Linked DNA regions of Mus musculus: region 1 is linked to region 2. A link is a contact called in ENCODE Hi-C or POLR2A ChIA-PET data. All regions are on one chromosome and are shown on one strand. Each heading gives the region's core, a stretch centred on a gene start or an enhancer-like site at or near the end of the contact. The rest is flanking DNA. Distances are from core to core; before and after follow the strand shown.

What was found. Hi-C counts contacts between places; a loop is a spot of excess contacts on that map. ChIA-PET counts read pairs that join two places held with the same protein, here RNA polymerase II (POLR2A).
Region 1: a map of heart shows a loop between it and region 2 (6-fold over the local background). The contact joins the enhancer-like site here to the promoter of Gadd45g in region 2. A Hi-C loop is called at or near these places in 8 of 37 maps with a recorded cell type or tissue (heart and left cerebral cortex). POLR2A ChIA-PET finds 5 or more read pairs at or near these places in 2 of 5 experiments (Patski and embryonic stem cell).

The regions. Positions count from the first base shown.
Region 1 is chr13:52,041,444-52,048,147 of GRCm38, forward strand. No RefSeq gene overlaps it. Among named protein-coding and RNA genes, the nearest start is that of Gm40948, 39 kb to the right of the region's middle. Within about 2 kb of position 4,624, at least 2 of the 3 ENCODE cell types and tissues checked have a DNase peak (open chromatin) inside an H3K27ac peak, as active enhancers do; they include heart, where a contact is called at or near this core.
Region 2 is chr13:51,844,599-51,851,255 of GRCm38, forward strand. It overlaps Gadd45g (growth arrest and DNA-damage-inducible 45 gamma), which reads left to right and starts at 2,077. Exons shown (of 4, transcript NM_011817.2): 1 at 2,077-2,234; 2 at 2,754-2,855; 3 at 2,958-3,171; 4 at 3,271-3,877. The coding sequence starts at 2,182. The coding sequence ends at 3,381.

The DNA.
Region 1 (6,704 bases), core at 3,374-5,873, 200 kb after region 2:
TGCTGTGCAGCCCCTCAGCCAGTCTTTCTTCCACAGCCCTTTCCCTCCAGTGGGAACCGGAGCTACAGCAGATATCTGCGAGCTCAGCAGTCAGTGCTGCAACAGGAAATGGAAGTGGCGTGTGGGAGCCCCAGCTGGAGCCATCCTGGAGGCCAGCCCACATGTGTCCCGGGTTGCAAAAACGTTCCCACAGAGTGACTTTGTTTGCCTTTAGCTGGGGGGCCCTGGGTTTCACCCATCCAAGGCAAGTTTTTACATTTATTTCTTGGCTCCAGATTCCCTGAACCACATTAGCAGTGCGAAATTGGAACTCTTGCACGCATGCGGCGCAGCTCCAAGCTTTGATTTCTCATGGGAAACCTCCTTCCTCCCATTCAGAACCCCCAGGCAGATGGCAATATTGCTTGACACATCCCTGGATAGGATGCTGTCCTCTCTCAGGGTCTTCCAAAGACAGATGGCTGCACGGAGGTCCCTAAGCCTCCCTGCTGGCTGCTGGGTTTCAGTTCTCACCATGACTCCATCCAGGCGATCATCCTTCACCCATCCCCCAGTGGCCTAGCACAGAAGACAATGGACTTCGGTGATTCATCCATGGCACCTTGCTCCTTCCTCTTTCGCTTTTGACCCTGACAAAGGTAACTAAAGTGTAACCATTCCACAGTTTTACTCTGCCCATCCCCACCCCTTGCCAAGTAGCTAGCTATCCATCTGCCTGTTCTGGGCACTTTCCTGTCTATAGCAGGCTTGCCTGCTGTCCACAATACCCGGTAGCATGGACCACATCTTTTTGCCCAACTGCTTCCTCTTCAGGCTAACTTACTTTCCTTTATGTGATATCTGAACACAGAAGCTGGGGAGAACCTCTCTTGCCTGAGAGCTGGGGGAGTTCCTGGGCCCTGTGCCAGGGCTCTGTCTCCAAGTGGCATGCATGCTTGTGTATGCTGCCCTGAAACCTGGTCACTCACCGCTCTCTGGGCACCTCTTTTCTCTCCCGCCTTCTCATTCTGCCCCAGGTCCCTGTCTGTCCGTGATCTTTCCCTCTCTTATCTGGGTCTGTTTTCTGGGGAGGAAAAAGGCAAGTACTGTTCTCATAATCATTGGTACCAGTCAGGGCCTGGGGATCTAGGATAAGCAGAGGTGTCCTGTCAGCAGGCACAGGTGGACACAGATCGCTAGGCAATGATCCCACCCCACACTTCTTCCCAAGACTTTGAACACGGAAGCCGTGTCTTCCCTTCCCACACGTGTGTGGTTTCTTCTGACATCTCATTGCTAATGAGATTAAACAGTTAGGCTCAGTTCCTACTTTAGAGCCACGTTTTGAGATGTCACATCTTCTTATTTTATGCCCCTCCAAATCTTTGGAAGTAGAGGAGTCCCTCCCCATCTTGTGCTGGGATCCTTCTACCCCTCTGCCAGGGGTTTTAGATCTTATCAGCCACTATTATATAGATCTTAGAGGTGTCGCACCCCCATCTTCTCCTTCCCCTCCCCCTACCATGAGGTCAGGCCTTCCCAGGTACCTACCCCTACTCTTTACACCTGGGCCCTCTGGAATTCCTGCTGCAGCTGAGCAGGGGCCTCCCTCTGTTGCCCTGACTGCCTCTCAAGGGTCAGATGGTTTGACTTCACCTGTGGGGCATAGTCCAGCCTTTTCCCTACTGTGGCCTGAGCCATTCGGGGACTGAAAGCCTGTGGCACCAGGGATGCTGGGTCTCCAGTTCGGGAAAGCATTTGAGCCCCCTGTCTGTCCCCTTCTATCATATCAGTCTTCTTTTAAAAAGTCATTTAATTTTAATATTTTTTTAAAAAGTAAACCCGGTGTGGTGGTGCACGCCTTTAATCCCAGCACTCGGGAGGCAGAGGCAGGTGGATTTCTGAGTTCGAGGCTAGCCTGGTCTACCGAGTGAGTTCCAGGACAGCCAGAGCTAAATAGAGAAACCCTGTTTCAAAAAACCATAAAAAAAAAAAAAAAGCAAATGATCAAACTCACCTCCCATTCTCCCTCTAATCCCCCCTCCCGTTCTAGCTCCCACAATTACAACTTCACGTGCTCTCTCTTTTAAAAATTGAATAATTTTTACTTTGTGTGTATGAGTGTTTTGTGTGCTCGTCTATATAAGAACCACATGCATGTGGTGCCTGTGGTGTTGAATCATATGGAACTGGAGCTACAGGGAGTTGTGAGTCACCATGTGGGTGCTGGGAACGGAACCGGGATCCCCTGGAAGGGCAGCGTGTGTTCTTAACTATCGAGTCACCTCTCCAGGCCTTGCTGTGACTTTTCTTTTCTTTCTTTCTTTCTTTTTTTTAAACCTATTGAGTCTACTTAGTGTCAGGACTACATAATGAGTCATAGGCTATGGGAAAATCAAGCTGGTAACAACCTGGAAGTTTTACCCCAACTGCCATCTTTCAGAGCGCTTGAAGGCGATGTGCATGCGACTGGTTGAGAAAAGAAATCACCTCCTTTATCCAGCTGTGAAGCCTGGGATCCACAGGAATAACTGACCTAGTTAGACATTCCACTATTGCTAAAGCAGCTATAGGTGGATGGCTTGGTGCTGCTTATATACAAATGCTAAATACTGACTCCCAAGATCTGGTTGACCCAGGACAAGCAGATCCTCATGTCCATCAAGTGATCAAATGATACAATGTAACCTCGCTCCTGGAGTTAATTGGTCAACAAAAGGATAAATAAAGCCTGTGATCGGGCAATAGATAGAGGTAAGTGGGGTTTTCAGTGACGTGGTTGGCTGCAGGTAGAGATGGGAGAGAAGAAGAAAGGACAGGGGGACTAGAGGAGGCCATGAGAGGAGATGGACCCTGAGCACATGGCCAGGAAAAACAGCAAGTGACAAGGGACATTATGGCTGGTAAATAAGTTAGAATAGCTCCAAACCTGCCCAATCTAGGCTATGGCTTATAAAGAAAATACCTGGGTTCTGCATGAATTTTTAAAATCATTTTACACCTAAGAGGGGCGTGAAGATTATGGGAGTAACCAATTATTTTTAATGGTTGGATTTAAGAACCACTCCACAGAAAAAAAAAGTTATGTCTGATATGATTAACAGGGCCAAGAAACCCATGGCTGTCTGGGTCATAGGCCCTTGGGGAAAATCTTTAACTATTATTCTTCTAAGTGGACATAGTGTTTATTAACCCCAAAGTATTTATCTGTCCCATAGATTAGTGAATCTCTCACCCCCCCCTCAAAGAAACTTTTTTTTTTTTTTTGCAGTAAATGATTGTTAACACAAAGACCTACAATTGGTCAGTGTGTAGCCAACAAGAGGACGGAAGAGTTCTCAGCTCTAAACAGTGCATCAGCCTTCTTGTGTCCATGTTCTATTTGGGGAGGGGGGGGTACGGTGTACCACATCATCTCTTCCATTCTAATAATAATGCACAGGGTTTCTTCTAAGTCGGGGTCACCCAATAGTCAAAGCTATGCAACTTTCAGAGGTTGCAGATGCTATCTGGACACATGTCACCTGAGGTCACCTGTGTCTGTTTGTATGGAGCTGTCTGGGGCTGGTAGCAAGCTGGTTATATGGGTGTGTGTACACTAAGGATTTGCAAGACAAGGTGAGTTATTCTCTGACCTAGTAACCATTAGTGACTACTCACTAATCCTGGAATTCTGGAAAGGGTGACTGTGCCTTGGAGCAATGACTAGGCTCTGAAGTCAAAGGTAGAGGCAAATATGTCAGTTCCACTGTTGACCTGTGGTAGGTTGGTTTTGAGATCCCATAGTCCTTTCTGCTCAGTGAGCTGCATGGACAAACTGTGATTTCCCCCAAGAGGAAGAAGATTCCGGGGGGGGGGGCGTGGGGGGTGGAGAGAAAGATGGGTGCGGGTATCAGCTACCACAGGCTTCAAAGCCATGCCCACAAATGTCCTTGAATAGGACATATACCCTTGTAGACAGGCAGCAGGACCCCCAGTGCACTGAATCAGGAGCCCCTACAATACACAACCTCTATTTCCCTCCTGCCTGGATTCCTGGGCAGCACTTGGTAAGTTCTCGTTAGAAAATAAGCTTATGGGGTTTAGGCAGATGGTTCAGTCAGTGGCGGGCTTGGCACGTGAGCATGAGAGCTGGGCATGGTGGCACTTGTTTATAATCCCAGTCCCTGGCAGGCAGAGACAGACAGATCCCTATGTAGCTGAATTGGTGAGCCCCAGGCCAGTGAGAAACCTTGTCTCAGAAGAACAAGATGGATGACTCTAGGAGTCTCACCTATCATGCTCCTGGGGCTCCTGTGACTTGTTCAGTTGCTGAGGGAGTGCCCTGCCTCTCTGGGGATGGGGACAGTTACAGTCTGGCCTATGGGCGGCCCACCTCAGCACTCACACGTCCCCTCCCTGCTTCTGTCTGTTTTCTGAAACTGTAACATAATACCTGAACCAGGTATTTGTTATAAAGAAGGGAGGCTGGGATTCAAGAGCAGTGCTGACCTGTGCTGCACATGGCACTGGTACCACATGGTGGAGTCTGCCCTGGGGGTTATGGAGAAAGAGTCTCCCAGCAACAGGGAAACACACCAGGCAGGGATACTAGCAAGGTCATTTTTCAGAGGTGCCAGCGTGCCGAATACAATGTGAAAGGAGGTGCAAGAGAAAGCCAGAAAGAGTCTGCCAGCACCTGAGGGACACTGGGAAGCTGCTTGTCCTGTCAGCATGTGTGGCCACCCCATTGTGGGCTACTGGTACTGGACCATGAGCCTCTCTGCCAGCTTAGAGGCTGGGCTGCAGAATGAATGCTGATAAGGAAAGCTTTGGCAGCACAGCCCCCTACAGATTCCCAGCAGCTCTGGAGAGGCAGCCCTTCCTCCACGGAGTAACAGTTAAGGTCTTGCAGGAGTATTTCTTATCACCAAATATTTAAACAGAATTGAAGAGAATTAACGCTGTTTTCTTCGTCTCTCACTGTCCAGGATCTGTGGTTCTTGTCCTGCCAGGCAGAGCTGTTCCGTGGAAATGTTTTCCCTTCTAGCACTTCCCGGAGTGGACTTGAAGCAGGGCGGGCGGGTGGGGTGGGGGTGGGGGGGATGTGAAGGGGAGTGGTGGGAATGTCTGTCTAAGGCAGTGTTGCTGAGTAATGCTATGTTTTCCTGGGAACCTTCTTCAAGGAGTGACATGGTCCAACTTTATCGTTAAAATGCAGAAATATACCAGTATTATAACCTTCTCCCTGTTATTCACAGGGAGGAGATAACAGCAATTTTGAGCTCCCAAATGCTTGCTTTCATCAACCCTGCTAGCTCAGACACTCTGTCCCGTGAGGCTGTTCCCGTTTCTTCTCAGACCTCCCTCCAGCCCGGCAAAGCATCCTGTTCATTCTTTTGGATGTGTGGGGAAAACAGTCAACAACTCCTGGGAAAGCAATTTAATGTGTGTATGTGTGTGTGTGTGTGTGTGTGTGTTTAAAGGGATAGTAACATCATCTGTGGAAAGTGGAGGGAGCCGCTACGGATGTCATGTGGTGGTGCGCCGTCTCCAGAAGCCTCGGCGGCTAGTGAGGGACACAGAGTTGTTTTGGCAAAGATTCGACAGCATCAGCTTGTTTGAGAGACACAACAGCAAAACACCACATGTCTGGGGGCTGCAGCGGCCTCCTTCATGGAGGGTCTGGTGCTTCTTCAGGATGCTGCAGCTGTGTGTTGTGACTTAGGAATGCTGGTCTGTTCCCATGGCATGGTGGCTCTGGGGATGGCTGCGGTAGGAGGTGGGGGTTTGGGAGGTGTGTCTGATACGTTAACACAGGTGCAGGCCCTTGAGGGGAAAGCTAATTATTTGAAAAGGAGCCTCACTGGTGGGTGGTGGGGTGGGGGCTTTCTAATCCAGAGAATACACAGCATGGCTGTGGCAATTCATCAGGAGCTGGGGCATCTCTTCACATTTCTCTGAGACTCCAGCACCAGCGTGACCATGTCCAGACCATGTCTAAACCGTCACAATGACTCTGGCTAAAGACATAAGAAGATGGGCCCCAGCTTTCAACTTGGCCTCAGGCAGATCTAATAAGATGTTGAGGAAGTCTCAGAGTCCTCGGAGGATGTGGATGCTGTTCTCCTGGGGACCGGTCCTCTTCCCTCACCTGCCCTTCCCGAGGTCATCATGGTTTTGGGCCCTTTGTGGCTTGTCTTCATGTGTGGAAAAGGGAAAAAAAGCATTGTCTAAGTGCCGTGTTGGAATGACTTGTGTGTGCACTGAAACCCTGGGCTCTGCATGTGACTTGGTGACTTTCACTGGTCACCATATTAGCAGCGCCTGGACAAGAGAAGCTGCCTGACACACCTTGGAGTATGGCTCCTGTGTTCACGTCCACCAAGGTCTATCACACAGGGCCAGCTTAGAACCCCTAGAAGAGGTGAGCCAAGCGGCACTGACTATGGGGACCTCCATCCTCAGGTGGTCAGGGACCAATCTCTACTTCCCCCAGTCCCCTGCTTAGATAGCAAGCAAGGAGAGGCAGAGAGCCTCAGTGGATTTCTGAGGCCCCGAGAGGGATCCAGGGAGAGGGAGACAATAACCCAGTGAAATAAACAGAAGACAATACGCGAGAACAGCAAACATACAAATAGGGTAAAAGAGCCTTAGGAAAAGCCTGCAGGATGTGCCCAGTGCAGTGAAGCAGGCTGCAGAATATGTGCTTCTTGTGGTCTAGAGGAGGTAAACAAGGTTGCTAG
Region 2 (6,657 bases), core at 827-3,326:
AGGCAGAGGCAGAGGCAGAGGCAGAGGCAGAGGCAGAGGCAGAGGCAGAGGCAGAGGCAGAGGCAGAGGCAGGTGAATTTTTGAGTTCGAGGCCAGCCTGGTCTACAGAGTGAGTTCCAGGACAGCCAGGATGAGAAACCCTGTTTCCATCACTTAAAACGTATTTTAGTAGGAAGGGGTGTTAAGAATCTGAGAGACCTTGCAGAGGAACCACAGGGCCGACACCTGCAGTTCTCAATGCAGCCTCTGGGAGGCGCAAAACGCCGGCCCCTCGCCTAGCCTTTGGCGTTGGCAAACAAGCAGCTTCCCCTTGCAGCAAAAACGTCCTTTAAGGAGTTCAAAAATTAACACTGAATGATCTATATTCACCACCCACCTGGAGAACGCTCCAGTAGAAAGGAGAAAATCCACTCTCTCTCTCTCTCTCTCTCTCTCTCTCTCTCTCTCTCTCTCTTCTCTCTCTCTCTCTCTCTCTCTCTCTCTCTCTCTCTGTGTCTGTGTGTGTGTGTGTCTGTGTGTGTGTGTGTGTGTGGGTGGGTGTGTGGGTGTGTGTGAGTTTTGCCTCAGTCTGGCAAGCTTCATGAACGCCCTTTGCCCTATCCAGTCTCCCAGGCTTCACTCAAGAATCTCCAGAAGTCCCCTAGCACACTTTTCTGTGTTAGCACAGAGAGACGCAGACGCCCACAGTGTCGTGTTCTGCGGGCGAGCAGTCTGGAAGCCTGATGTGCAGGTCCCACGGGACAAACGATAAGTTCAGAAAGCTCTCAAGATCACTTCTAATTTTATTACGTTATCAGAAAAGAACCTCTTGAAGAAACATTTTTAAGTAGTTGAAATATTTCAAATTCTCATAAGACAAACGGATTCTTGGTCCTGGGTGGCAGGCTCCTTTCGGTCTCCAGGCCCGGGCGCCCGGTGCAGGCGTTACCCTGATTCTAAATGATGCGCATAATAGCACAGGGTTCTCGGTGCTTGGGGTGTCCCAGCTCAAACCCCCCTGAGAGGTCAACGCGAGGCAATATTTGGTGGGTGGATGAGAGGATCTGGATTTTTCTAGGTCGGCCGGTAGGCGGCGCCCTGGGAAAAACAATGTGGAACAGCCGAGTTCCCGGAGTCTGAACCCCGGAACCTCTGGGGTTTGGGGCACAGTAGCCTTGGTGTACAGCTCACTCTCGAGCTTAGCACGCGTGCATCAGAATCCCAGCAGTCAGAATAAGCCTAAGAGGTGCGCACCCAGTGGCGGGGGAGCGGCACGCTGCTCCGACCCCCACGCGCCGGGCAACCCCGCGACCCCGGCTCCCGACGGGGCTCGGCCCACCCCACCGGCGGCAGGTGGACAGTGTTGCTATGAAAGAGAAAGCGTCGATTGTCCCCACCGCGAACTGCCACACGCCAGACCTCCTCTTTTGTGTGCCCCGTATAGAAATGCAAACGAGCCGCGTGTGCCGGCAGCAATCTGCTGGTCCCTGCTGCCCGCGTCCCACAGCGATCTGCTAGGGGTAGGGGTGGGGGATGGGAGGGCTTAGACCTTGCAGCCGCGACCCCGAAAGGCGCAGAGTCCTGAGTCCCTAGTGGCAGCCTAGGCCTAATGTCAGCTGCAGTTGCAAACCTTTGACTTTAAGTTTCGGTTTCGATGTAACAACCCTATAAACTTCAAACTGAAAATTGAGGAAAAATTAGAAAGGTCGCAAAAAAAAAAAAAAAAAAAAGAGCAAAAAAAAAAAAAAAAAGAGGGGGCTTTTACATTCTCCAAGTGTGCATTCTACAAATTCCAGTATCGTATCAGCAAACAACGTACTTTTTTTTTAAACTTTTTCCTTTTAAGGACTTACAAAAAAAGAAAGGCGAGATGAAATCTGCAGGCTCCAGTCTGCCTGGTAACACCCTGACAAAAGCGGCAGATTTGAGGCTGTGTCATCCCCCGCACCCCTCCCCACGTGGCCTTCTGGCACGAGCCGCAGGCCTGCCGCCTCATTTGCATCAGAAAGCGGGCGCTGGCCAATGGGAGTGCAGCCTCCCGCCAGCTGGCGGCGGCGCGCCGAGCCTGTCTATAAAAGGGCTCTCCCGGCCCAGCCTGGCGCACTCGCTGGTGGTGGGCGCGCATCGGACTCTGGGAATCTTTACCTGCGCTCGGGTTCCCTCCGCACTCTTTTGGATAACTTGCTGTTCGTGGATCGCACAATGACTCTGGAAGAAGTCCGTGGCCAGGATACAGTTCCGGAAAGCACAGCCAGGTGGGTTTTGGGGTGCCGAGAGTTGGCCTTGTCTGGTAGTGGTCTTACAGGGTCCTCTAGGATAGAAGTTTGCAGGGTGGGAGCCGTGCACTGTCTGGCTGTGAGGTGCCGAGGCGCGGGACCAGAATTACTGCATTCGATTCGTGTCTAGAGCTAGAGTTTGGGGTGCCAGCACCTGATCGTAGTTGGGGAGCCTGATATACGGGCGCCAGATCAGAAGTAGGGAACTGGGAGTGCAGGCGCCAGGTCGAGACTGGGTGATGGGGAATGAGGGCGCCAGATCATGACTAGGGTGCCAGAGGTGTGGGCGTCAGGTCGGGACTGGGGATCCGGGTGTGTGGGCGCCAGGTCGGGACTGGGGATCCTGGTGTGTGGGCGCCAGGTTGGAGTTGGGAGGCAGGAATGCTGGCGCCAGGCAGGTCTAGGCTAAGGGGCCAGCTGGGACTTGGAGGTCAGGGCAGGGATCTCTCCGTCGCGTCCCCGTGCTGGTCCCCACTCACGGCGCTTGTTCTTTCACAGGATGCAGGGCGCCGGGAAAGCACTGCACGAACTTCTGCTGTCGGCGCAGCGCCAGGGCTGTCTGACCGCTGGCGTCTACGAGTCCGCCAAAGTCCTGAATGTGTGAGTGTAGAAAGGCCCCGCGTGCAGGGATTGGGGTTGGCGCGGCGCGGAGACCTGGGGGTGGCATCGACTCTGACCTTGTCCTTCCCATCTGCTCTGCAGGGACCCTGACAATGTGACCTTTTGCGTGCTGGCTGCCGATGAAGAAGATGAGGGCGACATAGCGCTGCAGATCCATTTCACGTTGATTCAGGCGTTCTGCTGTGAGAACGACATTGATATCGTGCGCGTGGGAGACGTGCAGAGGCTGGCGGCGATCGTGGGCGCCGACGAAGAGGGGGGCGCGCCGGGAGACCTGCATTGCATCCTCATTTCGGTGAGTGTCCCCCACTGTTTCCCTACGCCAGTCCCCCAAACCATCCTGGCCAACGACAAGCATGGCTGACCCATGTATTTTTTTTTTTTTTAAATTCAGAATCCTAATGAGGACACATGGAAGGACCCTGCCTTGGAGAAGCTCAGTTTGTTCTGCGAGGAGAGCCGCAGCTTCAACGACTGGGTGCCCAGCATCACCCTTCCCGAGTGACAGCCTGGCAGGGACCTTGGTCTGATCGACTTGGTGACACTCTAGCGCGCTGCTGGCTCTGGAGTGGCCCTCCGAGGGCGCTCGAGTGCGCGTGGAGACTGGCAGGCGATGTTGCCTGGAGAGCGAGGAGCGCGGCCTCCCAAGAAGGGGGTCTGGCGGCAGCGGGGACACCTTGTTCCGAGCCCAGGACTCTGCCAGTGTCCGGAGAGGCTGCTAGCACAGGAAGGCCTAGGCGAGGACGTTGGCCCCAGGGCCGGGAAGAACCGACCAGCGAGGCAGGTGTGACTCAGCAAGCAGCCTTCCAGTGAAAGGAGGGGAAAGAAAGGCAGGCGACCGCCTGGACTTGGTACAGCGGCAGGAGCGGCCACTGCAGGAGCGAGCTGGACTTAGCCGACTGCACTGCTCTTTCAAAAAACGGATCCCGGGCAATGCTTTCATTTTCTAAAGGACGCTATCGTGGAAGCTTTGAATATCACAATAAACTTATTGAAACAAACTTAATGCCTTTTTATTGAGGGTAGGGGATTCTAATGGGGAGGGGGCGGCGGTAAAGGATGTTTCACGGCACCTGGGACCACCTTTCTGTTGGGGCAAGAAACTGCAGCCTCCTGGGGCTGGCGGTGGGGGAGGGGGTGCAGGCGAGTAGTAAACGGGAGAACTTGGGCCAGAGTACTGTTTGAGCCTTTCAGGAAGATTTCAAACTTGCAAGACAGGAGCATACTTGATAAGGCATCCGGGTGCAGGAGCTCCAGGCTTGCAATCCAATTCGATAACAGTGACTTCTGCCTCCAGTACCTCCCCTCCCCCGCTCCGCCCCCTCCCCCCACCTTTGCCTCGACAGCTGCTTATCTGAACAGCTTGCGGGAGGCCCTGTGCCTTCCAATACAATGAGCTTGCCTCTGCAGCTCTGCCCTTGGTGCGGTGGCTGGGGATGGGGGCGGGTTGCTCTAGCTTTCAGGAACTTTCTCCTTTTAATTGCTCTGACAAAGCTACGCTACTAAAGTATTAATATCAAATATGACACCAGCGAGTTGCGTTCTCAGTATGAATCATCATTTTGTCACAGCCGTGATGGAAGTTACAGTATCTTAGCAGAAGTTGGAAGGCACCGTCTATTATAAATAGGAGTGAGCCAGTCTGAGTGGGGTGGGCATCTGCTAGTTCCTATTCTCAGGGCTTCTGCCCACCACATCAGTGAGGGCTGCTGCTCTCCACAATTCCTTTTAAAGTCGGAGGACAAACTCACCAGAGCCAAGATTATCTTTTGAGAAGGATCTGGGGGGTGGGGGAAACGTCCCAGTGAGAGGACTTTTTCTGTAGCTTAGTGCTTCTGGCTTTCACTGCGCATTCCAGGCCGTGCTGACGGATGGGGGGGGGGGGGGGGGGAAGCCCACGTGGGGCTTTCTTGCTGTCAGCTCTGCTGCCGGGCAGAGCTGGAGCCTTCGGGGAAGGGCGGGGTGGGGTGCTGTTTTTCTAAGAAGGCCATTGGGCTGATTTACCAGCAACGCTTAGGGAGGCTGGTTTGCCGGTTGAATGCCACTTAAAAAAAAAAAAAAACAAAACAAAAACGCCACAGCACATTCTGGAAGCCTGTGCAGGGCAACAGGAAAAGTGCAGGAGCGCGTGGACGCTTCCTGTAAGGAAAGGGTGCCCTTTCTGCTCCACACCGACTCTGCTGAAAGAATGCAGCCACGGTGGTGCCCAAAGAGCAGCGCTGTTTCGCTTGGGCGTTAAATTTTTTAGGTGGAGGAGCCTTTCAGTGGGGAAGTAGACCAGCATGCTGATAAAAATGACCTCTTGCCATAGTGTTCAGGAGAACACTGCAGGCTGGCAGACCCTTGTAGGCACCCTTGACTTGGCAGTCGGTAGGAAACTCGGCTTTCTCTGATTGGTCCTTACTTCTGCGGCCACCTGTTAGAGTTTTAGGAGACAAGAATTATGAGGAGGGCGTGGGGGTGGGGAGTAGGAATCCAGGGTTTGACGTCTAGAGGCTGGGAAGGGATGGTTGTGGCCAGAATTTGTGCTGAATTCATATGTGTGTGTGTGTGCGTGCATGTTATTATTATCATTAACTAACCAAAAGGGCATAAAATAAATTAAAAGGTGTGCAGTTATTTAGGCAGAGTCCTGGTCTCAAACTCAGCATATAGTTATGGATAACCTCGAACCTCTGTTCCAGCTGCCTTCAGCTCCGAAGTGCTGGAACTACGAGTGTGGGCCACCACAGCCCATTCTGTGCAGGGTTGAGGATGAAACCCAGGCAACATACACAACACCACATCCCTGTACTTCAAAAGCATGGAGTTTGAAAACCTTGCATCCCATGCTTACAGTGACCATGGGTGAATATGCATGGGTAACCCTAGATACATGCTAAACATGACATACATGTCCAGGAGAGGAACGTGAGTGTTGAGCCCAATACTCTGCCTCTAGAAAGCACTGAATGAGTGGTGATGACTTAAAGGCTAATGGCAAAAGAAGGCAAACACAAGAGCCACAGAACAAATGGGTGAGCGGTCTGCAGGCTGATTCTGGAGAGGCACCTGTTTTCATGGGAGACCTTTTTTTTTTTTTTTTTAAACTTATAAAAGTTATAAATCCATTTGGAGGAAAGTTGCCCAATGCAAAAACTAACCAAGAGACATTGTAGCCCAGTGGGGACAGACCTGGGGTTTGCCTCTGGTTTACATCTTGCAGGTGCACAAGCACACATACACTGTATCTGCTTTTGTCACTTCCCTTTTCAGTGGGCAGTCTCTTGCGGACCCCTTGGAGTGAGTGACTTCAAAGGCTACATACAACTGGTTCATTCCAGTCTATGATCCAGCTGATGAGTCTTTGCCAAACAAGACAGACACCTGGAGCTGGGGGACATGTCCCAGTATGTAAAGTGTTGTAGACAAAGAATTCAAGCCCCACAACCCATGTTAACACACCTGAGCATGGTGCTATGGACTTATACCCCCAGCACTGAGTAGGCAGACACAAAAAGGAGGATCCCTGAGTCTGGTTGGCCAGCCAGCCTAACCTCTGATAAGATCCAGGTTAATAAAAGACCTGTCTCAAAAAAAGAAAAGGTGGCTGGAGCTGGAAAGATGGCTTAGTGGTTTACAATTACCTGTTGGGATTTGAAGTTCTCCTCTGCAGGATTCTAAATGCCCAGTGTCTAAAACAAACCTGTAGCACTGTTCCAGAGCAGTAAAAGTTAACCACGCTGGCCTTTTATTGTAAAAACCTGTCTTAACACTAGATGATTGCTGTAAAATTTGCCCT